7 separate regions of the Mus musculus genome follow, and all the other regions are linked to region 6. Evidence: chromatin loops called from intact Hi-C (ENCODE). Cell type or tissue: heart. All regions are shown on one strand. Region 1 overlaps Th (tyrosine hydroxylase). Region 2 has its middle 3.3 kb from the start of Gm33663. Region 3 overlaps Gm33663 (a long non-coding RNA gene). Region 4 holds the start of Tssc4 (tumor-suppressing subchromosomal transferable fragment 4). Region 5 overlaps Kcnq1 (potassium voltage-gated channel, subfamily Q, member 1). Region 6 overlaps Tspan32 (tetraspanin 32). Region 7 overlaps Trpm5 (transient receptor potential cation channel, subfamily M, member 5).

The links. Peaks named below come from ENCODE experiments on the same cell type or tissue, not always from the same donor. Only the 100,000 strongest peaks of a DNase experiment are listed, where the experiment ranks them.
Region 1: it touches region 6 in a loop (5-fold over the local background); 9 of 42 quality-filtered maps call a loop at or near these places.
Region 2: it touches region 6 in a loop (2.3-fold over the local background); 10 of 42 quality-filtered maps call a loop at or near these places.
Region 3: it touches region 6 in a loop (2.6-fold over the local background); 10 of 42 quality-filtered maps call a loop at or near these places.
Region 4: it touches region 6 in a loop (5-fold over the local background); 28 of 42 quality-filtered maps call a loop at or near these places.
Region 5: it touches region 6 in a loop (4-fold over the local background); 12 of 42 quality-filtered maps call a loop at or near these places.
Region 7: it touches region 6 in a loop (9-fold over the local background); 22 of 42 quality-filtered maps call a loop at or near these places.

Annotation. Positions count from the first base shown.
Region 1 is chr7:142,892,625-142,896,624 of GRCm38, reverse strand. Th (tyrosine hydroxylase) reads left to right here. Exons shown (of 13, transcript NM_009377.2): 4 at 1-31; 5 at 147-214; 6 at 546-596; 7 at 957-1,102; 8 at 1,173-1,308; 9 at 1,467-1,536; 10 at 1,928-1,984; 11 at 2,137-2,232; 12 at 2,484-2,617; 13 at 3,435-3,846. The coding sequence ends at 3,594. Among named protein-coding and RNA genes, the nearest start is that of Th, 5.4 kb to the left of the region's middle. In heart, a CTCF peak has its summit at 1,774 (motif pointing left); DNase peaks (open chromatin) are centred at 984 and 1,764; H3K27ac peaks cover 202 bases; H3K27me3 peaks cover 2,242 bases.
Region 2 is chr7:143,467,795-143,471,794 of GRCm38, reverse strand. No RefSeq gene overlaps it. Among named protein-coding and RNA genes, the nearest start is that of Gm33663, 3.3 kb to the right of the region's middle. In heart, a CTCF peak has its summit at 1,631 (motif pointing right); a DNase peak (open chromatin) is centred at 1,684; H3K4me3 peaks cover 278 bases; H3K27ac peaks cover 1,136 bases.
Region 3 is chr7:143,462,181-143,466,180 of GRCm38, reverse strand. Gm33663 (a long non-coding RNA gene) reads left to right here. Exons shown (of 3, transcript XR_378640.3): 2 at 498-543; 3 at 1,550-2,846. Among named protein-coding and RNA genes, the nearest start is that of Gm33663, 2.3 kb to the left of the region's middle. In heart, a CTCF peak has its summit at 2,092 (motif pointing right); DNase peaks (open chromatin) are centred at 1,170 and 2,090; H3K4me3 peaks cover 1,600 bases; H3K27ac peaks cover 3,400 bases.
Region 4 is chr7:143,067,348-143,071,347 of GRCm38, reverse strand. It overlaps Cd81 (CD81 antigen), which reads right to left. Exons shown (of 8, transcript NM_133655.2): 8 at 3,418-4,000. The coding sequence ends at 3,974. Tssc4 (tumor-suppressing subchromosomal transferable fragment 4) reads right to left here and starts at 1,980. Exons shown (of 3, transcript NM_020285.2): 1 at 1,835-1,980; 2 at 1,498-1,593; 3 at 261-1,412. The coding sequence starts at 1,391. The coding sequence ends at 438. In heart, no CTCF peak of the experiment used is centred here; DNase peaks (open chromatin) are centred at 457, 1,087, 2,187 and 3,227; H3K4me3 peaks cover 2,921 bases; H3K27ac peaks cover 2,802 bases.
Region 5 is chr7:143,134,406-143,138,405 of GRCm38, reverse strand. All of the region lies in intron 1 of Kcnq1 (potassium voltage-gated channel, subfamily Q, member 1), which reads right to left. It overlaps Gm28821 (a long non-coding RNA gene), which reads left to right. Exons shown (of 3, transcript XR_003946687.1): 2 at 460-582; 3 at 2,943-3,412. Among named protein-coding and RNA genes, the nearest start is that of Gm28821, 4.2 kb to the left of the region's middle. In heart, no CTCF peak of the experiment used is centred here; a DNase peak (open chromatin) is centred at 1,655; H3K27ac peaks cover 991 bases.
Region 6 is chr7:143,006,267-143,010,266 of GRCm38, reverse strand. Tspan32 (tetraspanin 32) reads right to left here. Exons shown (of 8, transcript NM_020286.3): 2 at 3,262-3,359. Among named protein-coding and RNA genes, the nearest start is that of Tspan32, 2.6 kb to the right of the region's middle. In heart, CTCF peaks have their summits at 667, 1,852 and 2,054 (motif pointing left); DNase peaks (open chromatin) are centred at 706, 1,106, 1,516, 2,036 and 1 weaker place; H3K4me3 peaks cover 2,513 bases; H3K27ac peaks cover 4,000 bases.
Region 7 is chr7:143,084,289-143,088,288 of GRCm38, reverse strand. It overlaps Trpm5 (transient receptor potential cation channel, subfamily M, member 5), which reads left to right. Exons shown (of 25, transcript NM_020277.2): 4 at 416-588; 5 at 1,247-1,433; 6 at 2,769-2,833; 7 at 2,980-3,171; 8 at 3,431-3,533. Among named protein-coding and RNA genes, the nearest start is that of Trpm5, 8.4 kb to the left of the region's middle. In heart, CTCF peaks have their summits at 773 (motif pointing right) and 1,746 (motif pointing right); DNase peaks (open chromatin) are centred at 1,008 and 1,678; H3K27ac peaks cover 871 bases; H3K27me3 peaks cover 544 bases.

The DNA of each region.
Region 1 (4,000 bases), 110 kb after region 6:
GTTTGACCCTGACCTGGACCTGGACCATCCGGTGAGCTTGTGTCCCAGAGCTGAGTCCTGTGGGGTGGGCACAGGTAGGGACTGACCCTGGTCTTTGGAGCAGGGAATGCCCAACTTCCTCCTGATGTGTGTTCCTTGGCCATCAGGGCTTCTCTGACCAGGCGTATCGCCAGCGCCGGAAGCTGATTGCAGAGATTGCCTTCCAATACAAGCAGTAAGGAGCCTGCCTGTGGGGCAGAGTCCCCAGACTGTAGAGAGAGGAGGAGAGGAGGGAGGAGGTGACTGGTTAGCTGTCACACAGCTTTACATGTCAGCTTGTCTGTCTCTGCTCTGTGCTTGGCATTATTCTTAGTCACAGCTAAGGAGACTGGGGCAGAGAGGCTAAGCAGCTGGTTTGGGTCAGTGTACCCAAACCAGTCCACTCCATACTCCAAAGGCCTCTGAACAGCTGATACAGCTTCAAACGAAGCCTCTCACCCCATCTTTCCTACTCTCCGAGATGGCGGGAGGGGGGTTGCCCTATTGACCACTGATCCCCTCCACAGGGGTGAGCCAATTCCCCACGTGGAATACACAAAGGAGGAAATTGCTACCTGGTAAGACCCTGCTGATGGTTGGGTTGGGCAGGGAGGGCTGGGCTTGAGAAGAGCCAGGGAGACGGTTCCCAGAATCCCTGTCTGTGAGGGCCATCTCTGGAAACTTTGGTACAATAGAAGAAGAGACTAAAGCCAGTTAGAAGAGGGGCTTCCAGTGGCCCAAAATAATCAGGTCATTCAGAGATGTCGCTATCGGCCCTTTCCCAGCCTCTGGGTTCCCTCAAACCACAGGAATGCCCTATGTATTGATGGGGGCCCACAGTTCAGGAGGATGGTGGAAGCAGGCAAAGCGTCCATGGGGTGGTCATGGGGAGAAGAACCCCAGCAGCTAGTAATTCCCTAAGCCCCTGTGGCCTACAGGAAGGAGGTATACGCCACGCTGAAGGGCCTCTATGCTACCCATGCCTGCCGGGAACACCTGGAGGCTTTCCAGCTTCTGGAACGGTACTGTGGCTACCGAGAGGACAGCATTCCACAGCTGGAGGATGTGTCTCACTTCTTGAAGGGTGAGATGCAGAGGAAGTAGGGCAGGGAGGGGCATCCCCTGTGCTATTTCTGATGCGAGGTCCCTTACAGAACGGACTGGCTTCCAGCTGCGACCCGTGGCCGGTCTACTGTCTGCCCGTGATTTTCTGGCCAGTCTGGCCTTCCGTGTGTTTCAGTGCACACAGTACATCCGTCATGCCTCCTCACCTATGCACTCACCCGAGCCGTGAGTATGCTGCCTAGGGCAGAGGACCCTGAACTTGTTGCCCAGTAATATCCGTGTGCAATGATGGCAGAGGTGTGGAGGTGCTAAAGTTTCCTTGTCTCCGGGGAAGGACAGAGAGCCTTCCCATTCCATCTTCCTTTTCTCGTGGCCTCACACAGAGACTGCTGCCACGAGCTGCTGGGACACGTACCCATGTTGGCTGACCGCACATTTGCCCAGTTCTCCCAGGTATGTTTAGGGCCTCAACGCAGAAACCAGAGGTTATTTGGTTGAGCCAGAGATTCAAAAGTTTTACTTGTTGGGGTACTCCTCCAGCTAGACAGTGTGTCTTCATGGATTCATGGGACTTGTAGGTAGCCAAACACCGAAGCAGAGACTGTTTCTGTAACAGGGAGGGACTAACTAGTAACACAAGTCCCAGGGGAAAGGGATTTTTGTGGGGTTTGATGCCACCTGCTGGTAATTCTGGGAACTGCAGGCCCTGAGCTCTTGGCTGACTTGGCGTGTGGTGAAGTGTATGTTGCAGGGTCCCCTGGAGAAGTAGCATCCAGTGCCCTTGCCTCAAGCACAATGTCAGAGCAGCGTCTTTTCATACTTTAGCCTCTTTCTCTACCCACAGGACATTGGACTTGCATCTCTGGGGGCTTCAGATGAAGAAATTGAAAAACTCTCCACGGTTCGTTTTCAGAGCCCTGGGGGGGGGGGGGGGGGGAAGTTCAGACCTTTCTTTCTGTCCCCAAGAACAGCCTTACCTGTTGTGGGTGCTACACACAGAGGGGCTATGCGCGGCACCAGGCATTTTAGGTGATCCTTATGATTATCTGGCAGGTGTACTGGTTCACTGTGGAGTTTGGGCTGTGTAAACAGAATGGGGAGCTGAAGGCTTACGGTGCAGGGCTGCTGTCTTCCTATGGAGAGCTCCTGGTGAGATTACCCTGCTCCCAGCCCCCAGCAAAGGAGATCAGGGCTGGAGGATCAGGGTGTGGAGGGCCCTGCTCTCATCAGAAGGGTCCTTGGCTCAGGTCTGAGATTCAGGCTGTTCTAGAGAGTGTATGCCTCTGGCCAGACCCCACTGTACAGTAGCCCAGAACCCTGCGGGAGGGGGGAGCCCCACACCCATGGCACCCATTTGCCTTGAGCGCTGCTTGGGTGTGATACCTGTGGCCTCTTTCTAGCACTCCCTGTCAGAGGAGCCCGAGGTCCGGGCCTTTGACCCAGACACAGCAGCCGTGCAGCCCTACCAAGATCAAACCTACCAGCCGGTGTACTTCGTGTCAGAGAGCTTCAGTGATGCCAAGGACAAGCTCAGGTGGGTGGAGCCATCAGGAGTCAGCCCTGCCCAGCTTCACCAGTGCAAGCCAGGCCTTGTCTTCACTTGAGAGCCCATTTAGTACACTCAGCAACACCCCCTTGTAACAAGAGTTCATGCTTGAGATTACCCTGCTCCTGGCCCCTCAGCAAAGGAGACCAGGGCTGGGGGGTGAGGGTATGGAGTGCCCTGCTCCCATCAGAAAGTCCGAGAAGAGAGAGACCAGCAGCATAGGGTCAAGGCAAAGTCAAGGTCAGGTCCAGGCCAGCTGTCTGTGCCTCAGCAGAGCCTGAGTCTCTCATTCTCAGCAGCACGGGCTGGAGTGGGATGGGGACAGATAAGAGAGAAAAAGAGGCAGAGTGGCAGGTAAGAGCTGCCACGAGGGCAAAGATTATAGAGGGAGTGGCAGCCCAAAGGCAGGAGACACAGTTATACAGGGGTCTGCAGAGGAGAAAGGAGACTGGTAGGTTGGTGCTTATCACTTCTCCCAGCCTGCTGTGCTCATCTGGCATGTCCACTCCAGTTTAGGGACTCTCTAGGGCACACAGTCACGGGGAGCTTCCCGAAGGAAGAAGCCCAGCTGAGAAACGGGGTGCTTTGCAGAGGCCTACCCACAAGAATCGCTGAGGCTTTAGTCTCCTGGGTGTCTAGAATGGGCTTTAGGGGTCTGGGAAACTCAGAAAAGCCATTTCCCCATTGCCCTTGGAGATTGCAGATCCTATCTGGAGCTACCTAACTCTAGCCTGCTTTCTCATGCCCATATCCAATCTCCTGTGATTGAAGGATTCATACTGGCTCCCCCCCCCCCCACACACAGGAACTATGCCTCTCGTATCCAGCGCCCATTCTCTGTGAAGTTTGACCCGTACACCCTGGCCATTGATGTACTGGACAGTCCTCACACCATCCGGCGCTCCTTAGAGGGGGTCCAGGATGAGCTGCACACCCTGACCCAAGCACTGAGTGCCATTAGCTAAATGCATAGGGTACCACCCACAGGTGCCAGGGGCCTTTCCCAAAGTTCCCAGCCCCTTCTCCAACCTTTCCTGGCCCAGAGGCTTTCCCATGTGTGTGGCTGGACCCTTTGATGGGCTGCTCTTGGTCCCCCTCCTCCACTGCTTCTCAACCACATCTTACTACTGCATGCGCTCCAGGATGGTCCTGCATTCCTCCTGCCCTTCATGCTGTATTCTACCCTGATTATTATCTCAATAAAGGAAGGAAAGGTCTCCAGGAGTGTTCCTGGCCTCTGTGTCACCACAATGATAGCTCCTAGCACTTGTATATGCCCTGGCTTCATTTGGAGGCTTCTCTCTGATCTCTTTCGTCCAATTCAGTCTCCTGGACACTCTAGACCAGACAGAAGTTACTGGTTTTATCTCC
Region 2 (4,000 bases), 460 kb before region 6:
GAACAAGACAACTTAGGGGAAAAAAAGAGGCTATTTGGGTTTATGTTTCCAGGGGGATAACTGTCCGCCGCAGAGCTGAGGCATGGGAGCTGGGGCTGGAAGCTGAGAGTGCATGGTCTGAACTGTGAGTAGGAAGCCGAGAGCATGAACCTGAAATTATGTGAGTTCTCTCCAGCTCTCCCCCTGTGACACACTTCTCCAGGAAGGCCACGTCTCCTAAGCTTTCCTGAAACAGTATTACCAAATGGGAACCAACTACTCGAATGCCCAAGCCTATAGGCGTACATCTCATTTAAATCACCACTCTTTGACCTCCACAGGCTTTGTGGCCATATCCTAATGCAAACTTCATCCAGTCCAGCTTCAAAGGCCCCCACAGTCTCTCAGTCTCAACAGTGTTCAGGAGTCCAAAGTGTCTTCTGAGACTCAAGGCAATGTCTTAACTGTAACGCCTTGCAAAATGAAAAAAAAAAAAAGCAAATGACATACTTCCAACATACAATAACACAGAATATATATTACCATTCCAAAGGGCTGTATGGGGACACAGTGAGGAAATCGTGTGAGTCTTGGATCAAGTAAGATTGAAACCCACCAAAGCCAACTCTAAAACCTAGGACTCCAGTGTGTCATGTCCACTTCTCTAGACTTTGCTTCTTGCAATCTACTTTTTTCTCTTGGGTTGGTTCCACTTCCTGCATGCAGCTCTCCCTGACAGATATACTACGGCTCTGGCCTTTCGGGGCCTCTTGGCTTCTCAGTGCTGCCAGGCAGGGCCTTTCCTGTCATACATTGCCTGGGGTTGGTGGCTCACTGAAACCGTGGAGAAAGATTTCATGATTCCTCCTTTTCTGTGACTTTAAAGCCAGAGCCACATGGCCAGTACCTCAAAGCTCGGCTACCAGCCTGTGGTAGGTCCCTGATCCTGTGCAATGTGTTGGCAGCAGCTTTGCTTACACTTGTTTTCCGGGAACAGAAAATGCCTTATGCTTCTCTTTTTCAGATTGGAAGCTTAGCTTTATTCCAGTGTATATGAGGCCTCTCCTGATGGTGTTCATCTGCAGTCTTTGAGAACCTCAGCCCTTCTTTCAGCACCCACCTTGCCTGTAGTGTCAATCTGGCCAGTGTCCTTCCCTTTCCAAACCACCTTTCACATTTCTTTCTGTCCGCTTGTTATTTTTTCATTTAGATCTGCATGACAGTAATTACTAATAAACAATAGCATCAATATTAGGCCATCTTGAGGTCTCCTCTGTCAATAGAATTAGCCCATTATTTTTGAACCTAGCCTCAGGCAGGCTCTGAAGACAAGGACAGAAAGCAAATTCATTCTTGTAGTCAAAATATCACAGGAACCATCTCTAGCTCAGTTGCTAGTTATCGTTCCCTTCTGAAATCTGTCAGGCTGCCACAGTCCCCATTTCCAATGGAAGTAATGTTTTCCAGGATGCTAAGATGCACAATTCATTTGAGAAGTCTGGAATCACCTCTGTGTCTTTGGGAATAACAGGGTTTTGGTTGGGAGTGGGCACAGAGAAGGGGGCAGGAATCGGGGTCGTTGTAACAGCTCAGGCTTGTTCCAGGTTCCTTCTCTGCCAAAGAGGGTGAAGCTTCAGACCTTGGCCAGCAGGCGGCGCCCAGGTCTACAGCTCTCTGTCTCCTGCTCTCAGGAAGCTGCAGCTTCTCAGGCTGCAAGGATTGGCGTTGGCGCCAGGAAACAGCCTGGGGACTGACTTGAGGAATCAAAGCATGGGATCCAGACTAGGCGTATGGGTTCCCATCACCCACTAAGCCCCACTGTAGGCCTAATCCTGGGGAGTTTATATGGTCCGGCTGACACTGATAATGGAGACTGACTCTGGCTTCCCCAGAAGTCTATAAAAGTGTCTACTGAGCAGCAGAGTGATAGTGCAGTCTGCAGAGCCTGGTCCCATTTTTCCAAGCCAGACCAGATGACCAGACATCAGGGTAGGAGCTGGCAAAGCTCATAATTGTCTTGGTGACACTTGGCTTTACTGGGATGGAGGGCCCTCCTGTCTCTTATCTCTGGAAGCGACACAGACCACTGTGGTATCTCAGTTGGGCTCCTAATCAGACCAGAGAGCAGTGTCGGGGAGCTCTGGTACTCAGTGCTGAATCCCCTTTTGGATGCTGATCGCTGCATCTGGATTCTCACCCTCTCCGTCCCAAGTGTTCCCAAGCTTTGGTCTCCATGTGGCAATAATTTCATTTAATCTTTGGGAGAGTCAAGAGGGCAGAGATCTGCCCTTGCACCCCAGTGAAGAGGGACAGGGTTTATTTTTTGTTTGTATTTAAAAAATATCTATTTTATTATTTTAAGTCAGGGGTGCGTGTGTGTGAGTGTGTGTATGTTTGTGTGTGCATGTATGTGTGAGAGTGCCTCTAGAGGCCAGGGTCATTGGCTGTTGGGTTCTAGACAGGTATGAGCTGCATGATGTGGGAACCAAACTCAGGACCTCTGCAAGAGCAGTGTGTGCTCTTAACCACTGAGCCATCTCTCCAGCCCTGGTATTTTATTTTATTTTGAGTCAGGGACTCACTCTGTAGCCTAGTCAAGGCAATCCTCCTGTCTCTGCCTCCTGAGTGCTGAGATTATTGGTATGAAGAGTAGTTTCCAGGGTTTCATTCCCTTTCCACCCTCTTCCTCTCTCTTTTGAAACTGGGTCCCACTGTGAGGTTCTGGCTGGCCTGGAACTCACTGTGTAGACCAGGCTGGCCTTGAACTCACAGAGACCTGCTTGATGCCTCTGAAGCACTGGGATTAAAGGTGTACATCACACTTGGTTAGCTGGGTGGGTTTCTGAGACCCCTGCTGCCCCTGGTCTAGGTCCTCAGATACAACTCTTCAATCTAGGGAATGATCGCCGAGGACAGAAGTCTTCCTTTTCCCCCTGGTTCTGGAACAAACATTTCAAACCAGGGCAGCCTATCATAGCCTAGTCATGGGTTCTACCCTGGATTCTGCTTGTCACAGTCATATATGGCACCTCTGAGTGGGTCTATCCTTTGTCCAGCTGCCTGCAGATCCCTTTAGTCTTATCAGTGTGGCACAGAGTAACACCTTGAAATCCCTTCTGTCTCCAGTCTTGCTGGGCCTTTCCTGGGGCTCCTTCTCTCCCTGCCCACCTGCTTGGACCCCCCCCCCCCCCACCGCAGGGCTCCCCTTCTAGGCATGCTTACTCCAAAGCAGGTGCTCCTCCTCCGTGCCCTGCTTTAACATGCAGGGAAGAACATTGGCTTGAGACAATCGGGCACAAGCTCAAAACCCTCCATGTCCTCTTCAGTGCCCTGGGCACTAAGGTTGACATCCAGGAGCAGCTAAGACTCAGCATCGGCCTGCTGGGAACTGGGCGTGTTGTTGACTCCAATTTTAGCACTCTGGAAGCTAAGATAGAGTTGTAAGTTGGAGACCAGCCTCAGCTTTACAGGAGATCCTGTCTAAACAAAATCCCACTCAAAATAAAAGTCTGGGGTAACACAAGGAGGTGGCAGAGCAAGTTGGGGCTCAGCATAGGGACTGCTATGATCAAGTTTAGATAAAGCTCTTGTCCTCTCTAGCCTCAGTTTTCCCATCTAGGATGTGGGGGTGAACCCTGCTCTCTGCCTCCTCGATTCTCTCAAAGATTAAATGCAATTATTGGCCCATAGAGACCATAGCTTGGGAACACTTGGGACAGAAAGGGTGAAATTCTACAGGCCATGGATCAGTGTCCAGTAGGGGATACAGCACCAAGTGTCTGCATGTGTGTGCAGAGACTGAAGGAATTGCACTGCTGACTTGTTGGGGGAGGGGCTGTGTTGTCAGAGCTGGTAATTAGGCTGCGGATTAGGGGACCCCACGTGACTATTGGTGCAAGTGCTTTTGTTGTGGTCTGAGTCTCCCTTAGCGCCACCCCAACCCCCACCCCTGGGATCAAAGGAAATGTACAGTTTTCTTTGCAGCACAGTGGGAGGGGGTCACCTGGAAGGGTCTGCGCCT
Region 3 (4,000 bases), 460 kb before region 6:
AAACTCCATTTATGGCGGGATCCTGAGCAGTCACTCCACCTCTCTGGCCTTGCTTCCTTCGCAGGGATGTTTCAGGACTAAGGGGTTCAACTGCCATTCTAGAAGTCTCGTGGTCTAGGGACACAGCTCAGTTGTTACAGTGCTTGCCTAGCTTACACGTCGTCCCCAGCACTACATAAACCAGGCAGGTGATGTGTATCTGAAACCCAGCAAATAGGAGATGGAGGCAGAGGGATCAGAACTAAGAGGCCATCCTTGGCGACATATTGAGTTTGAAGCCAGCCTGGTCCGTCCACTAGAAGCCTGTCTCAAAATAAAGTTTTGGCAACTCCCTTTACTCCTGAGGCGCTCTCTTCTCTCTCTTCTCTCTCTCTCTCTCTCTCTCTCTCTCTCTCTCTCTCTCTCTCTCTGTGTGTGTGTGTGTGTGTGCGCGTGTGCGTGCAGGGTGAAGACCCTCCTTTCTGTGAGCTCTTACTATCCTCTAGTCTCTTCAGCAGGTCCTGGGCTCCCCTGACACTGTAGCTATTGGAAGCTAGGCCAAAGGTAGGTGGCTTGGAGGGACCTAGAGATCCTGTGAGTGCACCTCGTGGGCAGGAGGTTCTGATTGTGTGTCCTGCTAGCACCAACAAGAAAGGGGAATGGGGGAAGAGAATGCAGGAGTACAAAGATCTACGTTTTTATTTCCTTGGCGAAGTGGGCCGCTGGACCCGGGGAGCAGGCGTTGAACACGGTCTGTGGAAAGAGGGAAGAAGGCTGGGAGCTTGGGGCTGGCCCAGTGTTTGAATTCGGTTCGCACCAGCCCTTTAGACTCCCTCATGCCCGAGACGGCCATCAGGATCCGGGGATGCCCAGTGGTCTTGGACTTCTAGAACACTGGGTCCTGGGCTCAGTCAAGTCATGCAACTGGGCGCGGGCTCCCCGCCTCCAAACCGCGGCGGCGGCGGCGAGGCGGCCGCCGCACGTGTCTGGGGGCGGCTCCTGCCTGCGGCTGTTCCTTGTTCGTAGTCTCCCTCTGCAGGGCCTGCCCTGCCCCTCCCACCCATTCCTGGGGAGTGAGGACCCCCAGCCCGGACCCCGAGTACAAGGCAGGCCCTGTAATCGGAGCCTGGGCCGCATGTGGCCGCGTCACCGGAGAGAGGCCGGCACCTGCGGAGGACGTGTCTGGCAGCGGCCCCAAGAACAGCCCGTCCTGGGGGCGGGGCGAGCCGAGCGCGGGAACTGGTGCGGGAGGGCGTTCGCCCTGCGCCCGCCTGGGGCCCCGCCAAGTGCGCGCAGGGAGCTGCTTACTGCTGGGGCGGCGGGGTTCTTCTGTAACCGCACACACCCCTCGGAGCCTCCAGTCCAACCAACAGGGCAGGAGTTGGAGACTTGGGGGACTACGGGGGGGGGGACATTCCAGGGGCTCCCGCCATCGCAAACAGAGTCAAACTCCATCCAGGGCTTGGTCCAAGTGTTAGTTAAGAGACCAGTGACTCTGACTGCTGAGTGATCTCAGGCAGGGTGCTGAATCTCTCTGAGCCTTTGTCTTTGCCCTGTTCTCTCTCTCCAGGGTGTTAGATTAAAGCAGGATCAAATCAGATGCTGGTCAGAGCCCACAGTAGGCACAAGATGGAGACACTTTTGGATTTCTTGAAGGTGCATCATTATCAGGAAGGCAGCTGGACCCCTGTCACCCATATGAAGAGACCCCAGAAGGGCTGTGGGAGGACTGTTCTCTGTCCATGACCCTCCAGGAGTCTCCAGAGGCAAGAAAGTGTGTCACCCAGCCCTTCGGCCTTCTCCCTCTAGTCCTGACCCTGGGACTGCATTCTCCACCTTCCTTGATGGATGGGTGACATGTGGCTCAGGGTTTCATGGAAAATTCTTCAAGGCCTTAATTTATCTGATATGACAGCTCAGGGTCTTAGAATCTGAGAAGGCAGCTTTAAGAGCCAGAGGGGAGACAAGTCTCAACTCTACACTTGGTTACTCCGGGAAGGCCCCAGAACCTGGGGCTCTGGGTCAGGGGTGGGGATGACCAGGAGAGCCATCCACGCAGGCAAGAAAGGGAGGCATGAGGCAGCCAAGAAACTGGTGATGTTCAAGTCGGCCACCAGGGGGCAGCATGAAGCCAAGGACAGGCCTCCTAGACTCGGACTCTGTTCTGGCCAGGGGCTGGAAGACCCTGAACACCCGGCTTCCTTGGGGGTGCTTGGAGTCCCCGTAGCTGACCAGCTATGCGGGTTGTTGTGAGTGCGATCCGGGGACGTTCTGGGAAACTAAACTGACTTAGCTGCTCCAGGCTCCTCTAAGAATGAAAAGGCAGGAGGGCTGGGGCCAATAGGCTTCCTGTGTTACGATTCACTAATCAAATCTCGGAGTTGGTTCGAAGAGCTGGAGGGTGTAGGTTAAGCTGGCCTTAATCGCCTAGGAGCCACAGCAAGGTTTTAATATAGGCAGCCCGTTTCCTCCTCGCAACAGACTGCTGAAGTGTCCGCCTGCCTACTGTTGTGTTTTAGCTTCAGTCAGTAACTGCGCCGTGGATTTTAGCGATTTAGGACACAAAATTTATTTATCTATCTATCTATTCATTCATTCGTTTGTTTTCGGCCCTGGGGATGGAACCCAGAGCCAGCGTTCATACTTGAGAAGTATCTCAAGTGCCATACCACTGAGTCACCTCCAGCTTTCAAATTTTATCTCGTAGTCCAATCACTGGCAGCGTGGCTGTGCCCGAGTCTTGCCACAGCCCTCATTCTGTTCCTCATTCGGCCAGTCAGGTGGGCACATAGAAAAAGAGCTCCTATGGCTGTAATGTAATTGGGTGCACACAGAAATATCGCCAACAATTGGTGGCAGAAATGGTCTTTGGATGTGTGGTCTTTCTGGGAGCTCTGGGAGAGGCAAGAGGTGAAGTACCCATTCTGCCCAAGGGTATGGGGGAAGATTTCGGGAGAGACTCATTTGCTAACCAGGTCCAAGGTCGAGGTCCCACGGCTTATACCCCTTCACACCACACAAGAAAGAAGTCAGGAAACTTGCGTCTGATGAGCCAGGGCACCAGACCAGCGCTCCATCCCCCAACTCTCCGCAGCAACACAGTTAAAAAAAATGTTCTTGTTTCCTTTGGATGTATTTTTAATGTCAAAAATAGAAGACGATTCTTGTAGCCAGACAAATGTTTACTTACCTACAGGTCCCTTGGGTTGGAGGGCTAGATGGGGAACTTAACCCTGCTTCTGGAAGCAGTGTGCTTACCAGGTCTGTTGATGCTAGCTAGCATTGATGGAACTTCACCGTTACAGACTTGTGGAGGGCTCACTTTAACCTGTGTGGAGACGGACAAACAAGCAGATGAAACGGGAATATGAAAGGAGAAAGCAAGTGATGCAAGCATCCTGGGGTAGGGATGCCCAGTGAGGCAGCCTGCAGCACAGATGATCTATCTGGCTGTCTAGACTGCTTCTCCCAACAAATAGGGCCCAGTAGCTCCACACCCCAGGGAGCACGTTCAGTCAGTCCTCTCAGCAGCTTTGGCCTAGGTTGTGGGCAGGGTGGACCTTCTCTAGCCTCGACAGCTGCAGCCTGGATATTTGGACTGTTGGGGAGACCCTGGAGGCCAGGTGGTCACAAATAAGTGTGGAGTGTGGTCCTGTGACCAGGGTCTCTGAAGAGGCCCATGTGGCTTTGACACAGGGACAGAACAAAGCCCTGCCTCCTTCCTGCCCTGGGCTAGTGGATTTTAGCTTTTAGTGAATGAGGGGTTCATGAGGCCCCTTGAAAGCCCTCATTAGTTTTATTTTACTCAAGAAAATTACTGTGACATACCAATGCCCTGAGAGATTTGTAATATGGTGTACCGAGAAAAAGAAATCCTTACAGGTCACAGGCTCTGGTCTCTCCACCAGAGCAGCTTCCAAACCCCGTCTCTCACCTGTTCCAGGACAGTCTGGCCCCTGGCTTCAGGGTTTGACTTGACTCCCGGGTTGGCCCAACTTACCTAACCCTGTAAATAGGGTTC
Region 4 (4,000 bases), 61 kb before region 6:
GGGGGTGGGGGTGGGTTGTGCAGATTATGCTCATTCACTACCATCAGGGGCACAAGGCTGAACACAGCTAAGAGCCCAGTCCCTCTGGGTAGTTTCATCAGTGACAAATGTAAATGACCATGGCAAACCTTCACGGCAGTCCTCACTGGAGTGGGGAAGGCAAGGTGAGGCTGCCAGAGATGCAGTCCTGTAGTTGGCTGCCCAGGACTGTTTGGACAGAACTCTTTGAGTGGGGCCCGGAAAAAGCCACACAATTCAAGAAATATTCCAAACGTTTATTATTCATCCTAAACACTGGGGCACAAAGGCCTTCGAGGTCCCCTGACCCACAATTCCCACAGTCTCTGCCAGAGCGGCTGCACACATCCCCCTACCACAGACAGCCCACACCTTCCCACTTGGACTAGCAGGTGAGGGGTAGAGTGATAGCACTGCAGTCAAACTGAGGGTCCTCTCTCAGACCCCGGCCCCCCAGGGTTACCGTCCCTGTTCCGGAAGTGGTCTCTGCTCCGCTTCTTGCTGCCATGGAAACCAACAGCCTTCACACCTATGGGGCCTGATGAGGACTCAGGATGGGCAGCTTCTGAAGGTACCACCACCTCTGGCTGTCCCTGGTGGCCACTCCATTCCTCAGCCTCAGGTCCAGCGAGATGGGCTAGCTCCACAGCGGCCTCACCCCCCGCACCTGACCCAACCCCCTTCTTTAGGACCCTCTTCCTCTCAGCCCTAGCCTCACTGTCCCTCACTGGTTTGGTGAAGACCACTCTTCCCTCCCCACAGCTAGAGGGGTCCTGGTTGAAAGAAGGCACATAGTCTGTGTGGGACACCTGGCTTCGAGAGCTCAGGAAGGCCAGGGCAGCATCACGATTGCTCTGCTCACTGGCTTCAGACACATCCTCCAGACTGTATTTGGTCCAACGCTCAGGGTGTGACACATAGTCAGGGACTGGGAGTACCCTAGTCGGGCCAGTGTTCCCATGCACTCTGCTCAGGCCCCTTGCTGGAGTCTGACTTGGGGGAGTCACGGGCCGCCTGAAGCTGCCATTGTCACTCACACTGGTTTGGGGAGCAGAGCACGGTGCCTGCCGGGCTGCACTCTCCAGACAATCAAAGATGCTGTGGCTGCGCTGGGAGAAGGTAGAACTCATGCCTCGGAGGTGGAATGGCTGCACTGCAGTGGTGAGGGTGCCCGTGGGGGGCGATGGAGGGTCCTCAGGGCCGGAGTCCTCCTGGCCCTCCTCCGAAAGCCTCTCTGGGGACAACACTTGGACCTCCACACCACTAGGTAAGCTAAGGTCCGAGTCCGAGTCGCTGAGGGAGACGGTGTCAGAAGGCAGGGTGTCATCCTCGGTGGGTTCATCAGCCTCCAGGCCAGCCTCTGTCTCCGCCATACGACCTGACACCCGTCCCACCTGTAGCGAAGCAGTCCCAGTTCCGCCGTGAGGGGTGTATTTAAGGCCTCATCCCTCCCCGTCCTCCCAGGCTCCCGTCTTTCACCTCCACTATGTGTCAAGTGCCTCTACTCACAGCCGGACGGGAGGCCTCGCGAAGCTGGGTGGTTAAAGGGTATCCTAGCGCGCACAGATACAGGAGCTGCAGGTTAGGTGGGGTTAAGGAGAGAGTCAACCATGAGATCATAACAGTGTGGACATACAATAGATGAGCACTGGGAGATGCTGGTGACAGGAGATCTCCATCAGCTGCTTGTCCCATCACGGGCTCTCAGTAAAGCGCAGCCTCTCTAGGTACAAGCGCCACCCGGGTCCGGACGAAGGGCTGGCAGAAACAGGCACGGGAATGCCCTGGCCGCGGCCTTAGGGAGGCCAGTGCTCACCGTTCCAGCGTCCGTACACGCCTCAATACCCTGCCGCCTTTCTCGCAGCGTCCCGCCAGTTCCCCGGGATTCGGTCCTGTCCAGTCTCGCTCGGGTTCCTGGGAAACCGAGTCTCGGGCGATCAGATTTTCGTGGCTTCAGCGCCCGAGAAACTACAACTCCCAGAAGGCAATGGGTTCCCGCCTAATGTCAGCCGGGACTTGTAACCTTAACAAGCGTGCCAACCCGGAGCGCACACGGAAACCCACCCAGAAATGACGAAAAAGGAAAAGGCGGAGCCACGGTTCCCACAATACTCCAGGGCTAACTGCCAATCGCAAAGGGTTGAGGCCTGCAGCTTCGCCTGTCGGAAGCCGTCCCGGCCGGGTCCGACACAAGGAGGAAGTGCGTCACCACGCACTGTGAGCGCCAACCAGTTTCCTAGACATTTCCGGCCCTGGGCGGAAGTGGTGTGGGTCTTGTGCTTTGTTGGCTTTCTGGAGTGAGGCGGGGCCAAGGTCCTGGTTGGCTCTTGGCATGAAGAGACGTAGTGGTCCCTGGGGTGGGTTGGTTGGGGCTTCAGAGATTCGAAGCCGCTATCCTGGGCTCTGCCTGTCTGTGCTTCCTGACGCAGGAACGGACACTTTAGTTGCAGGACGCCGCCCCTACTAGTCAAGGCCACACATAATCCTCCTCCAGGCGTGGGGCTGTTTTCTTGTATCCTTAGGGATCAGAGTCTGAGACACCATGGGGCTGCTGCATGCGCCTCTCCTTTCCTATGTTTCTGAAGCTGTGCAGCAGGCCTCCAACAGCTTTGGCCTGGTGCCCATGGACCTCATAACATAGGATATAAAGGGCTCCTCAGACCAGAAACCAACCAAGCACGGAACAGGTTGCATAGGCGTGGGAGGTAGAGGTGGCGGAGACCTAGAATGTCCTAGTACAAGCTTGGGGTTCACCGACAAATAAGCCTACTGGGAGGCTGCTAGAAGCTGGGCCATGAATCTTGGCTAGGGCGTCTCTCCTCTAGTGGCCAATTAACTATGCCAGCAGCCTGGGGGAGGGGCGCAGACAGGAGACAAAGGGAAAGAGACAGTGGTGGTTGCCCCTGGCGTCCGGGAGGTTGCTTAGCCTGATCCTCAGTTCACAGGGGTAAGTGAACTGCCATCTTGCCTTTTACTTATTGAGACACAAGCCAGAGCCACCCAGCTCCGTGGAATCTTTTCTTGAGATGGATGGGGTAATGGGCTAACCTTTACTGTCTTGTCCCTGAAAAGGAGGGTGTTCTTGCAGCTTATCTCCATCATTCTGTGCTGAATTTCCCTGCTTAGGTGGCTCCTCCTACCCGACTCAGCCTGACCTGTCATGTCCAACAGATGAGTGGAAATGAGGTCAAGGCTGGCGTAAAGTCAGCATTGAGCTCCCAGTATAAGGAGGTACAAATGAGGGAGGACCCATATGGAGTGCTCCCAGGGTCCCAGCCCTCCCCACCCACTGTGTTCCACAGCCTCTATTGGACCTGCTCACCCTGTGCCTGGCAAAGTTCAGAGCTGATGAGCCAGGTCTCTGACACCGCTAGCACAGGAAGAGGTCTGGCAGTCCCATTAGCATGCCTGATTTTTTTCCTCCTTTATTAAATGACTGTTTCAAGATTTAATTACAGTTGAAGGTGACACGTTAGAAAGAATAAGTGCATTGAAGGCATAAGAGGGCTTACAAACCCAGCTCTTGAAATGGAGGCAGGAAAGGAACAAAGATTAAAAAGATGTGAGCAATGTGACCCACAGTGGGTTGAGTGGGTGGGCATGGCCCTCTAGCTAGGCTACAAAGCCTCTGGGCAAGTAGCTGTAGAGGAGGTTTGGCTCAGCAGGCAGAACTCTCCAGGGGTCCCAGACGTACAGGGCCCTGCAAGCCAGGGCCAGCTCCACCCCTACATCCCACATATGCCACCCATGTGTGATGTCAGCTCCCAAAAGGTAACAGGAAAAGTTCAGGACAAAAAAAAAAACTAAAACAAAAACAAAACAAAACAAAACAAAAAACTCAAAAGTAAAAAGACTAAGTGTAGCAGAGTGATACAGAAATATTATATACACAGGCCATGTCCCCCAAGGTGGCCTCTGGTCACTCCAGGGATCCTCTGGTGCAATGCAAAGGGCCTCAGTACACGGAGCTGTTCCGGATGCC
Region 5 (4,000 bases), 130 kb before region 6:
TTGACAGACCCTGACCTTGATGTTGTGTGAGTGATCTTGGTGCCCTGGTCAGAAGTGACCTGGAGTCACATACTGGAACAAAGAAGGAATATCCTGGGTCCCTGCAGCCATGGTTCATGGCTCAGGAGATCTGATGGCCCAAAACCCACTCAACTCTGTGGTTCTCTTCTTGAGGACCCCTCCCTCTCACTAAGAGCCAGTCAGGCTGGAGACCCCAGAGCAGCCACAGGTCTCTTCCTGAATCAGGAACCTCAGCCTCCTGAGATCCTGCCTCAGTGCCAGGCACCCTCCGGAGTTCTACTGCTGTTGCCCAAGTGACTTGGACCAAGAAAAGCCTCTGATGACAAAACAAGATGGTCACATTCACTTCAGTGCAGCCTCAGCAACACACAGCCTCAGGCAGTGCCCATCAATGGGACTGTTCTTCTGGGTCACAGGCAAGTCTCGATCTCTTGACAGATGTCTGCACCACCGACCATAAGACAGAGGACCTCAGGATCATGTGGGACAGTGTCCTTGTCAGTTTTACGGTGTGACCACGCACATGGATGGGGCTTCCTTAGAAGAGTACAAGAGAGTACAGTAAGCAAGGCACAGGATGAGGGACATGCATATATGGCTACAGGGATGGGGGGAGGGAGGGAGAGAGAGAGAGAGAGGTGTGTGAAGGGCAAGGATGGGGAGGGACAGGATGTAGAGGGTCACACATGTCAAAGGAGATGTACCAGACACACAGTTTCCCTGACCACCCATCGCAGAAACACTACCCATGTGCCACTATCCTTCAAGTCCAACCCCAAGCCACACTCTGCAGAGCCACCGATACCTTAGGGAGCCAACCAGGCCACACCCACAGCTCTACTGCCCCTCCACTCACAGGCCAGACCCAGTGAAATCTATTAGTCACTAGGGATTGCTGGGCTCCCTAGCTATCAGCCACTGTCCTGTGCCAGACCCCCACCCCGTGGCTGCTGCCTCATCCCAGGCCTTCTGCTCTCACCAGCCACCCACCCCAGCCATAGCTCATCCACTAGGGCCCTGGCAGGGTTGCTTCTGGGGGACCAAGAACTCACTGGACTGAGGAAGTAAGGTCCTTCCCACCCTTAATCTCAGCTTACTCTCAAGGGCTGAACATGGCAGCTGGTATGGTGGCACTAAAGCAGACAGAAGGAACCTGGCAGAGCCCTCAGGAGGAGGAATAGGAGCAGCAATGGGCATGCCTAGGCCACTTGCTAGAAGTCAGTGGCCAAATGCCTAGGCTCCAAATGACACCCTCAGACACAAACTCCTAGGGACTAGAGGAAGGCCAAGAGTAGCTGAAGGCCCTTTTGTCACCCCAGCAGGCTCAAGATATATGCAGTACTTGGGGTCACTGCCTTGGGGCAGAACCATAAACTTCAAAGGCCCTGAAGCCCACATGCCTATGTATGGAAAGGCTGATAGCACTGAGTGTCATGGCCCTGGAAGGACCCTGGCCCAGCTGGCACATGACAGACACTGAACCCTGGGTTTTCTGTCATCACAGTGGGGCAAGACCCAGAGCGGTCTCAGGAAGCCATCCCACTTCCCCCGCCTCTGCCTGGCCAGGACACACTTCATTTCCTGAGCCTCTTCCTCGGCTACCACACTCAGCTCTGACCTGTGCCCTCCCCTGGGAAAGCCAAGTATCCTTTGGGAGCTCTTTCCTGGCGTTGAGCTGAGGCTGAGGCCACGCTACACATCAGTGCCTCCTCCCTGACTCTGAGGCTCTGGGGACTTCCAAAAGCTTGCCAGCCCTACCCTCTATAGGGCCACTACCCCTAGCCACCAAGCCTTCAAAGTGAGGAATGTACTAGGTGTGGAGAGAATGACTGTTCTCCCAGGGCAGGAGTGAGGCAGTGACAATAATAATTACCATGGGCAGAGTTCCTTCAGGCTGAGTGTCCTCATCCTACATGGGGGCTCTGGCCACAGGGCCCCATAGCCAGTGGACTAAATGATACTCACCCAGTACTCAGACTTCTGTGGAATTCCCTGGACCTAACTAAACACTGCCCTGCACACAGAGGACAGCTGCACCTGGCTAGGCTACACTAGCTCTGGGAAGCTTTTGGAGACAGGTGGCAATTGGTATCATGTTTTCACTTCACAGTGCCTTCTGGTAATGCTGCGGCTTTAGAAGGAAAGGCATTAGCCTAAAGCTACTTGCCAGACCTGGCTCCACCCCTTTTCAAGGGCCCATAAGGAACTCAGCCTTTGGTACACCTCGGCTGTCATCCTAAATGGCTCCACCCAGAAAGTACCAACTGTGTGTGTACCATGCAGGCTCTACAGATGCAACAACCGACAACATAGACACCGAATACTGTGGGGGAAGGGGTGTACTAACAAATAACACAATGGGAAAAACACAAGATGAGGTCACAGTGACTAGTGGCTCAGGAAGGGCTAGGTCACCACGAATGATAGGCCAGAGACAACAAGGGAGGTCATGTGAGTGGTGGGCCAGGAAGCCTCATGGGGCAGCAATGTTGAAGCTGTGTCATTAGAGCTGGAGACAGGTGATCCAGGTAGAATTAACTGCATGTGCCAAGGCCCTGGACATCTAGAGACCAGAGTAGCAACAAGTGTGATGGGTGAGGACACCCTTTCATAACAGAGTCAGAAGGAAGGAGATTCTCACAGGCTAATAAAATACAGAGAAGTTTGGTGGGCACTGCAGATGGCTGCTGTCCAATGAAGTACCATCAGCCACTATGTGTGCGGGGTGTTGGGATACATTGGAGAGCATGTTGCAGTGGCTGTCTTTTAGAACCCCCAAGGCCTGCCCTATGCCACATTCCTCAGACCCCTCCAGCACCCCTGCCTACACCTGTTACCTTGGGCTCAGCCAATGGCCACCAAGCTCCTTTCCTTCAGGGAGCCCCCTCATTTTTTTTTCTTCCTGTCTCTTGAATACCCAGAGCCAGAAGTTGACAGAACAAGAATGGGGCATGCGCTGAAGCAAAGGAAAGGGTCCAGACATGAAGATGAGGCAGGAATGCCAGCATGTCCACCACATGTGGGAGCTCTCCATAATACCCCCTTGTATATAAGTGGGAACTGCTATTTTGCTGCCTTTGGTCTGGGATAGCCTTCTGCACAAGACCTGGCTTTCCTTGGGCTGAGGATTGAGTCTCCTCTCCAGACCACTGATCCCCAGGCTCAAGGACCCAGCCTTCCTGTTGCAGACCAGTTTTGGCCAGAGGACAGTGTTTGCCAGGCAGCAGAGACTCTGACCCTGACCATGGAACAGAGGAAGGCATACAACTGGGATAGGAACCTTGGGCTCTCATCAACCCCATTCTCCAAGCCAAGTTAATGAACATATGCTGTTAAAATAAAAACCTTTGAGGTTAAGACCATGGCTCAGGATATAAAGCACTTGCTACACAAGGATGAGGACCTAAGTTCAAACCCTGAGGACCCATGTAAAAATTCAGGTATGGCTATGCATGCCTATAACCCTAGAACTGGGGAGGCATAGACAGGTGGGATCCTGGAGCCCCCTGGTCCGCTGATCAAGATGAATGGACGAGCTTTCAGTTCTTAAGACATCCTGTCTCAAAAAAATAAGGTGTGGAGTGATAGAGGAACACACTGATTTCAACCTCTGGTCTCCACGCACACACATGTGTACAGCCCTATGTACACGCACATACGCTGCAAACAAAATAAAAATAAAAACCTTTGGTGGTTTCTCTGTCCTTCAAGCCATGCTTCCTATAGTACAGTGGTATCTGCTCATTGGGAACCTCCAAGTCCCCATTTAGAAGCTTCCCAGACCATTGCTCAAACCTGTTTGGGGACATGACTCACAGTCATGATGCGTGTGTCTTCCTCCATGACCCTCTCTCCCCACTGCAGGTATGTCTCCTTGGTTGATGACTTTAAGTGTTTACTGGACATATATTGGGGTAGAAACTGAACAAGTAACCATCCTCAGCCCTTCACAGATCTCGTGGGGAACTAGGAATATGAT
Region 6 (4,000 bases):
CATATAGGGTACCTTCTGCTAGTTCTTTGTTTTGTTTCTGAAACACGTTTCCAAGGAGACCCTAAGCTCTATAGCCTGACTCATCCACAACCCCAGCCCACAACCCCAGCCCACAACCCCAGCCATTGGTTTGACACCCCAAAGACCGTGGCTTTCCTCCTCCTTGTGAGTTTCCTACCCTTCCTCTATACCACTGCATGGGGCTCTGTGGTTACCCAACTCCCAACCCTCACCCAGAGTGCAAAAAGGGTCATCTTCACACACTCAGCCTTTTCTTTTTTCCTTTAGTTGGGGTACAGACTTCTGACTTCTTTACAGAAGCCAGTGGACAATGCAGATGTCTTCCCTGACCATGTACTGCTACAAGTCCCTACACTTTGTGGGTAGTTTCAGAGGGTCATTCTTGTTGAGGAAACCTGTTCCCCAGCAGTGCCCACCAAAGTCCTACCTAGTGACCTCGGATCTGGGTACCCTGGAGCCTCTGCCTGGCGCTCTTGATCGTCAGTCAGTTCCAGGGCCCTGCACATAGGTCCACCCACTTCCTGTGTGACCATCGAGCCCTCCATTTCGACCACCTCCCCACTCCAAAGTGTCACTGTCATGTCGCTCAATAAATATGGGCAGCTATGGCCTGGCTGTCTCAACCCAGCACCACTCAGGGGTAGCCCCCAAGTGACCAGTATGCAGAATGACCTATAGTCATTGGCCAGGGTGCTAGGTCCATGCCAGGGCTAGCTTAGGTTTACAAAGTGTGTGGAAAGAGCTGGGGTCACCAGTACTGGTCCTCAGACTTGGCTGGGTGTGTGCTCTGCAGGAATGGGGAATTCCCTTCCTGCCAGTTCCAGAGCCTGTCTTAGAGCTGGCCCTGGGGTTGCCTGCTGCTCTGCTTTTCTTTTGCCTTTATTTCCTCCTCCTCTCCCCCCTCCTCCTCTTTCCCTCCTCCTCTCCCCCCCTCCTCCTCTTTCCCCTCCTCCTCTTCCGCCCTTCTCCTTCTCTCCTCTACCTTTTCTTCCCTCCTTTTCTTCCTCCCTCATCTTTCCTCTTGCTGGCAGTTGAGGGCTGTTTTCCCCATCTGGAAGCCATTCCTCAACTCTGCCTCCCGGCTGAGGCTGTGAGCCAGCCCAGTCCAGCCCTCTCCAGAAACCACTTCATCACTCAAGAGGGAGTCTCCCCCTCTCCCCACCAGCCCCCCCCCCCCCGTGTGTGTGTGTGTGTGTGTGTGTGTGTGTGTGTGTGAGAGAGAGAGAGAGAGAGAGAGAGAGAGAGAGAGAATGTGTGTGTGTAGAAAGGGTCTTAAGGCCCACATAGAGCAGAGAGAGGTTTGGCCAGACCTAACTGTGACCATTTTCTCCCTCCTCATTCTAAATGAAAATAAATGAATAAACTCGTAAACAGCTTGAATTGGCTTCCTGCAGCCAGCCGGCTCTTTCATTTCCTGTGTTGTGGAAGGCGGGGCAGGAAAGAGCAGGGAGGGAGCAGTGGGCACAGAGGTGTTGGGGTTGTTTCCATTCCCTCCCCCCTTTGCCCTTTATATGTACTTGTATGTGTTCTGACACACAGGCAGCACAGATCCATGGGACAGACAGATGCAGACAGCGCCCACCATACGCACAGGCACAAAGTGACACAAAGAGACTGTAACCACCAGGGGAGCTCCCAGTGACTCTGTGGTGACCGAGCTGGGCATACTATCCATGCTCAGGTAGAGGATCATGGGCTTAGCAAAGTGCAGAGCCAGCACTGGGCCGGGAGTAGCCTTGGGAGCACAGCTCTGTACAGGAGGAGTCTAGATGTGCCTTTTAGCCTAACCTGCACAACAGTACCGCACCAGGCCCTGAGTCTTGTTAGAGCTGTGGAATTGAAGCTTTGGAAAGCCTGGATGGGTTCTAATGCTCCCGAAATCCTTTGCCCACAAATCAAGTGCCAAGCGGGACATGGGAGGAGCTTGGGAATGCTGAGATGGGCTAAGCTGCGCAGGAGCTGGGCCTCTTGGCCCACCTGTTTACTGCCTTCAGCTTTACGGTCTTCTCGCTGACCTTGGTGCCCCCTGGTGGCCGATGTTATACTTGGGCGCAGGCCTCACATGCTGCCTTCTGCGTGCCCCTGCCTCCATTTTGTCTGTCCTACATGCTTCCCTCTAGCAAGGCACAAATTCTCTGGGATCACAGCCAACCAGCCCACAGTGCCCTTTTCACTAGGGCCTCCATCTGGGCTCTAAATCTCGGTTGTTTTTGTTTAGTGCTTATTCATGGCCAGCCTTGTCCCTGCCCTGCCTGGTGAGGTCTGAGCTGCCAGGTTCTACTTACTCCGTCACCCGGGCCCACCCAGGACTGGCTGGTCCCTGCAGCGGCTCTAGGATGTGACTCTGCCCCTGGTTCTGGAGACCACGGGTCATCAGCAAATGTACTGAGCACGAAGACAAGGTTGCAAAGGGTAGATTGGGTCTACCCAGGAAGCAAAGCTCAGGTTCCTGAGGGCTCCTGGATCCCCCCAGTCTCTCACAGGTAGAGTTTGGGAGGTCTGCAAACAGGGGCGCTGGGATGGACGGCGGAGGGGGACAGGAAATGCCTGGAATGGGAGGGTAGGTAAGAGAGCAAGGTCTCAGGAAGGAACGGCCCACATTCAGATGACTGGGAAAGCCTGGGTGAAACAGGAACAGGGTGGCCATGGGGAGGGCCCTGGGAGGGAGAATCTGGATTAGCCATTGAGGGTTGTGGGGGCACACTGAGGCACCCATATGGAGAACTGGATACGGCAGCAACAAGAGCTTTCTTCTTTGGGGTTGTGAAACGTCTCTTCAATGGCTAGGCAAGGACAGTGGATCTCTGACAAGGAAGCCCAGGTTGCAGAAACAGCTTTAGGGACTGCCTGGTCACTTTTGGTCTTCTAATGAGAAGTGGAATTCACCCAGTCCTGTCTCCAGACCTGGCTAGGTATCAGAACCAAGCCCTTCTGGGGTTTTTAGAGATAACCCCAGGGCAGAGAGGGCCAATTCTCTCTTTCAGGGGCCCTGCAGCACCCAGGTAGAGGTTTTTTTTTTTTTTTTTTTTTTGACTGGTCCAGGTAGGAGGGTCCTGATTGAGCAAGTGGAAGGTCCTGACTGTGTAAGTGGAGGGACTCACTGGTCTATATCCCCTGACCTTTGCTTCTTTCTGGATACTTCTGCTGGGGTCAGGCAGCTCCCTGGTCTTATTCCTCTCCAGCTCTTGTCCCCGTCTGAGGTCTGGGAGCCGGGGTCGTCTGGCAGCACATGGAACTTACCGCAGCCATGAGGCCATGGGCCTCCCTCACAGTGGCTATGGTGCTCAGAGCAGCTCCCAGGCTCAGGAGCCCCGCTAGGCTGATCCCCACATAGAAGGCTGTGGGAAGAGAAAGACAGAGGGTATGGAATCTAGCCTGGGGACTGGGCATAGAGGTTGGATCTGAAATCTATCTACTTTGGGAGTCACAGAGCTAGAACTGACCTTCGGGGAGGTCCCAAAAGGCACATATCTCTGGCTCAAAAGAAGGAATGTCCATAGCCCAATAGCCTGTCCTCCTGAGGCTGAGAAGGAAGGGGGAAGAGAAGGTAGCTAAGAGACAGTACTCTTTCCCCCATTCCTCCTGTCCTCCCTGCCTCACAGACTATCTTTAAGGACATCCCCATACTCTAGTGACAGGTGACAGTGTAGGCTGTACCTTATCAGTGCAGGCCCAGGCCCCAGGCTTCCTGCCTAAGGGAGGCCTAGTGCCTTGGAAGGCAGGGACTGGGGCTACCCATCCCCCATTCAGGGGCCTCAGTTTTCCACTTTTTCCTACTGGGTGGTGACCTTCCTAGATTCCTTGCATTCCTCTTATTAAAGTGGCCTTGTTCTTGTGGAAGTGAGGCACCCTGGCAGGTTGGGTCCTAGCTGCACATTTTCTGCCCTCTGTATATGGTATTCCCTGCCAAGCCCCACAGGCCCACCTGAGTGGGCCCCAGGAGATCCCTGCCCTGAACACATAGATCTGGGCCCTGCCA
Region 7 (4,000 bases), 78 kb before region 6:
AACATACACCCACAAGGGGGTCAGAAGTTCTGAGTCTCTCTCATTGCAGAAGTGGTTATAATAAAGGAATAGTTTACAGTTGGATGCAGATGAGACCTTTGTCATTTAGATCCTTGCCCAGAACAAGCTGCAGGACAGCATCTAGGATAAATCTTGGAAAAGGTCACTGTCTGCCACACATATATCCCCCCTGAGCCTTACTATTCCCGTCAGTCTGAAAGTGTTCCCTGTAGCTGGGCACGGTGGTACATACTGTATTTCCAGTTCACGGAACACATGGAATGACTTAAGTTGACGAATAGCCTGCATTGTAGAAACCTGTCTGGAGGAAAGAAAAAAAAAGTATTTTCCACTACTTGATTCCCTGGTCAGCCAGCTGTGAGGACTCCAGGACCCTTCTCTCCCCCTCCCATAGGTGCCTGGATCCTGACCAGTGCCCTCCACGTGGGCCTGGCCCGCCATGTTGGACAAGCTGTACGTGATCACTCTCTGGCTAGCACATCCACCAAGATCCGTGTAGTGGCCATCGGAATGGCCTCTCTGGATCGAATCCTTCACCGTCAACTTCTAGATGGTGTCCACCAAAAGGTTAGTGACAGGTTCACAGGACCACAGCTGATAGGGTTTAGTGAGCTTGGGTGGGTAGAGGAAGCCATAGGCAGGCCGAAGAATTGTGCCACTCCGAGAGGCCCTGAAACTATTGAGAGGTGAGAGGTGGGAGGATGGGCTGCAGTGGGAAGATGTGGGTTCCATGGGCCCAAAACTTCCCACCAGGTGGCAGCATCTCTCAGGAATAAGAGTGGCAACCTGCTGTACTCCCTATGGAAAGCCAGACCTATAACGCTCTAGGCCCAGCCTGGCTGGACGGCTGTCCTCAAGTCCCAGAAAGCCCTGGCCAGGTGGCTTTGGCTCTCTGGTATTCATACACACCCCCCCCACCCTGTGGTCTGTGTAAGGCAGAACCAATGAGAAGCCCAGGAGGCCCCACTGAGGTGAAGTCTGGACCCCAGCCCAGAAGAGTCTGGAAGGTGGAGCTTGCAAAGCCCTGGCCCCAGCTGTTTCCATGGTTCACTCATTCCAGGGAGGCCCCCTGGCCCAGCGGTCCAGCCTCCCTCTGCCTGAGGGGTGGGAACTCTGAGGCCTTGCTGAAGCCTCTCCCAGGGCCCCAGCATGGCGTGCACAGCACAGCAAGGCCCAGCCCAAGCTGCTCCTGAGGTCTCTGCCTCCCCCTCTCTCCTTGGCACAGGAGGATACTCCCATCCACTACCCAGCAGATGAGGGCAACATTCAGGGACCCCTCTGCCCCCTGGACAGCAATCTCTCCCACTTCATCCTTGTGGAGTCAGGCGCCCTTGGGAGTGGGAACGACGGGCTGACAGAGCTGCAGCTGAGCCTGGAGAAGCACATCTCTCAGCAGAGGACAGGTTATGGGGGTAAGGCTTGCTCTAGCTGCCCATCTACAGCATCTTGGGGATGTAGACATGGAGATGTGGCACACACCAGTAAGAACTTTATAGAGAGAGCGGGAAAAGGCCTTCCAGGAAGTGGGGGAGGGTCCTGCATGCCTGAGTGTACAAGGCCAGGGAAGAAGAGCTGTTGGTGTGGGATGGAAGAGTGACACAGCTGGGCAGTGTGACCTTGGCTAGGCAGCAGCTACCTCCTGGGCAGACGACAGGGCAGTTGCCACTGTTTTAAATGGTGCTGCTCTGGCTGCAGACTCTGATAGCCAATAGTCTTCCCAGAGGTGCAGTCCCCTTTACTGCCACCAGGGAGCAGAATTGCCTGAGGGAATGGGTATATCTGTGGCTAATGGTGGGTGTGAAAGAGAGATACTAGGACAATATTAAGGGACAAAAAAATATTTATAAGCTACAATGTCATTGCTTAGAAATTTTTGGTAAAGCCAGTGCACTTTAACAGTGGAAACAGATCTGTGTTTGATACCACAAAGGTCTCAATAGAACCACTGCAGATTGGGTCTGATCCCACCAGCTTTTGACCGTTTGTTGGCCTGGTGTGTCTCTTACAATGCAGAGCAACTCTGTCCTATGCTTATAGAGTGACTACCTAGCCACAGTGTATCTGCTTTTGGGCTGTGGCAGGTACAACTAGGCTTCTTTTCTCTTAAGTTACTTTGTGTTTAATGCCAGCTCTGGACAGTGCAGATGTAAGGTGTGGGCCCACAGCTCAGGGATTTGATACACTATTTGGGTTTGGGTTCACCCTTGGGGGGGAAAAGCCACTGTGGGCTGGGGATGTAGCTCAGTTAGTAGAGTGCTTGCCTTTTGTGCACAATGCTCTGGGATTAATCCCCAGCACAGAATAAACCAGGCTCTGTGGCACATGCCTGTAACTCTAGCACTCTAGAGATGCAAGCAGGGGATCACCCTAAACTATATTTCAAAATTAAGACTAGACTTGGGGCAGGGGAGATGGCTCAGCGGTTAAGAGCACTGACTGCTCTTCTAGAGGTCCTGAGTTCAATTCCCAGCAACCACATGGTGGCTCACAACCATCTGTAACAGGATCTGATGCCCTCTTCTGGTGTGTCTGAAGACAGCTACAGTGTACTCATATACATTAAATAAATAAATAAATAAATAAAATTTGTTTTTAAAGACTAGATTAGGGGAAAAAAAAGCTTTTGCCAGGCCAGGCCAGGGCGTGCAGAAACATGGCACCCAAGGATGCCTGAAGTTGGAGTTGGAGATGGTCCTGAGTTCTCACATTCTGAGCATCAAATGGCCTCATGGCTGCTCTGCCCACAGGCACCAGCTGCATCCAGATACCTGTCCTTTGCCTGTTGGTCAATGGTGACCCCAACACCCTAGAGGTAAGGGCAGAAAGAAAAGAACTCCCCCTCCCCTGGCTGGAGCCCTGAAGGATATGGTAGTTTCTCAGGGCATCTACAGGGTGGTGTGGAGGGCTAAGGCACCTCCTAAGCATTCATCTGGGTGTCACCTTCTTTGCCTCCCCCAGAGGATTTCCAGGGCAGTGGAGCAGGCTGCCCCATGGCTGATCCTGGCAGGTTCTGGTGGCATTGCTGATGTACTCGCTGCCCTGGTGAGCCAGCCTCATCTCCTGGTGCCCCAGGTGGCTGAGAAGCAGTTCAGAGAGAAATTCCCCAGCGAGTGTTTCTCTTGGGAAGCCATTGTACACTGGACAGAGCTGGTATGTGCTGCTGGGGCTGCCTCTGTCCTCCCAGCCTCCCCTGGGTGGGGATGCTCTTTCTGAAAGTCCTGTGGGCCTAGCCTATGACCTCTCTTCCTATATACCTCAGAATTATCCAGGTCCTTGTGTAGCAGAGAGACCAGACAACTAGCCTGGTAGGCAGTTCTGAGCTAGGTTTGTGGGTCAGCAGGGGCAAAGTGGTCCATCTGAGGACTCTTCCAGGACATATTCAGATCTCAAGGCTTCTTCCTGGTCTTAGTTACAGAACATTGCTGCACACCCCCACCTGCTCACAGTATATGACTTCGAGCAGGAGGGTTCGGAGGACCTGGACACTGTCATCCTCAAGGCACTTGTGAAAGGTGAGCCAAGTAGACCTGCCCTCAGAGGCTGCAGACTTAGCAGTGTTCACAGGGGATACCTGTCAGCCCTTCCCAGGTAGGAGAGATGACTTACAAATTCATGAAGTGTTCAGTTCAGTAGCTTATAATCTAGCCTCAGGGCATTGTAACCATCCCCAGTTCTGGAAATTTTCTATTAACCCCACCCCCACCCCACCCCACACACATCCAATTGCCTTAGCAATAACTTCACCTTGTCCTCAGGTAATAGTCCCCTGTTTTCTGTCTAAGAATGTGGGCTTTAGGGCCAGTTTACATAAATGGAATTACAGTCCATGTTATTTGTACCCAGCTTCCTTCTTGAAGCACTCTGCCCACAGACCCATCCCCTTGGAAGTCTGTGCCCGGAAGTCCTCCCTTTTTATGGCTGAGTTCTGATGTCTACTGTGTAGATGTTCCATAGGTCTGTACATTCATCCACTGGTGGA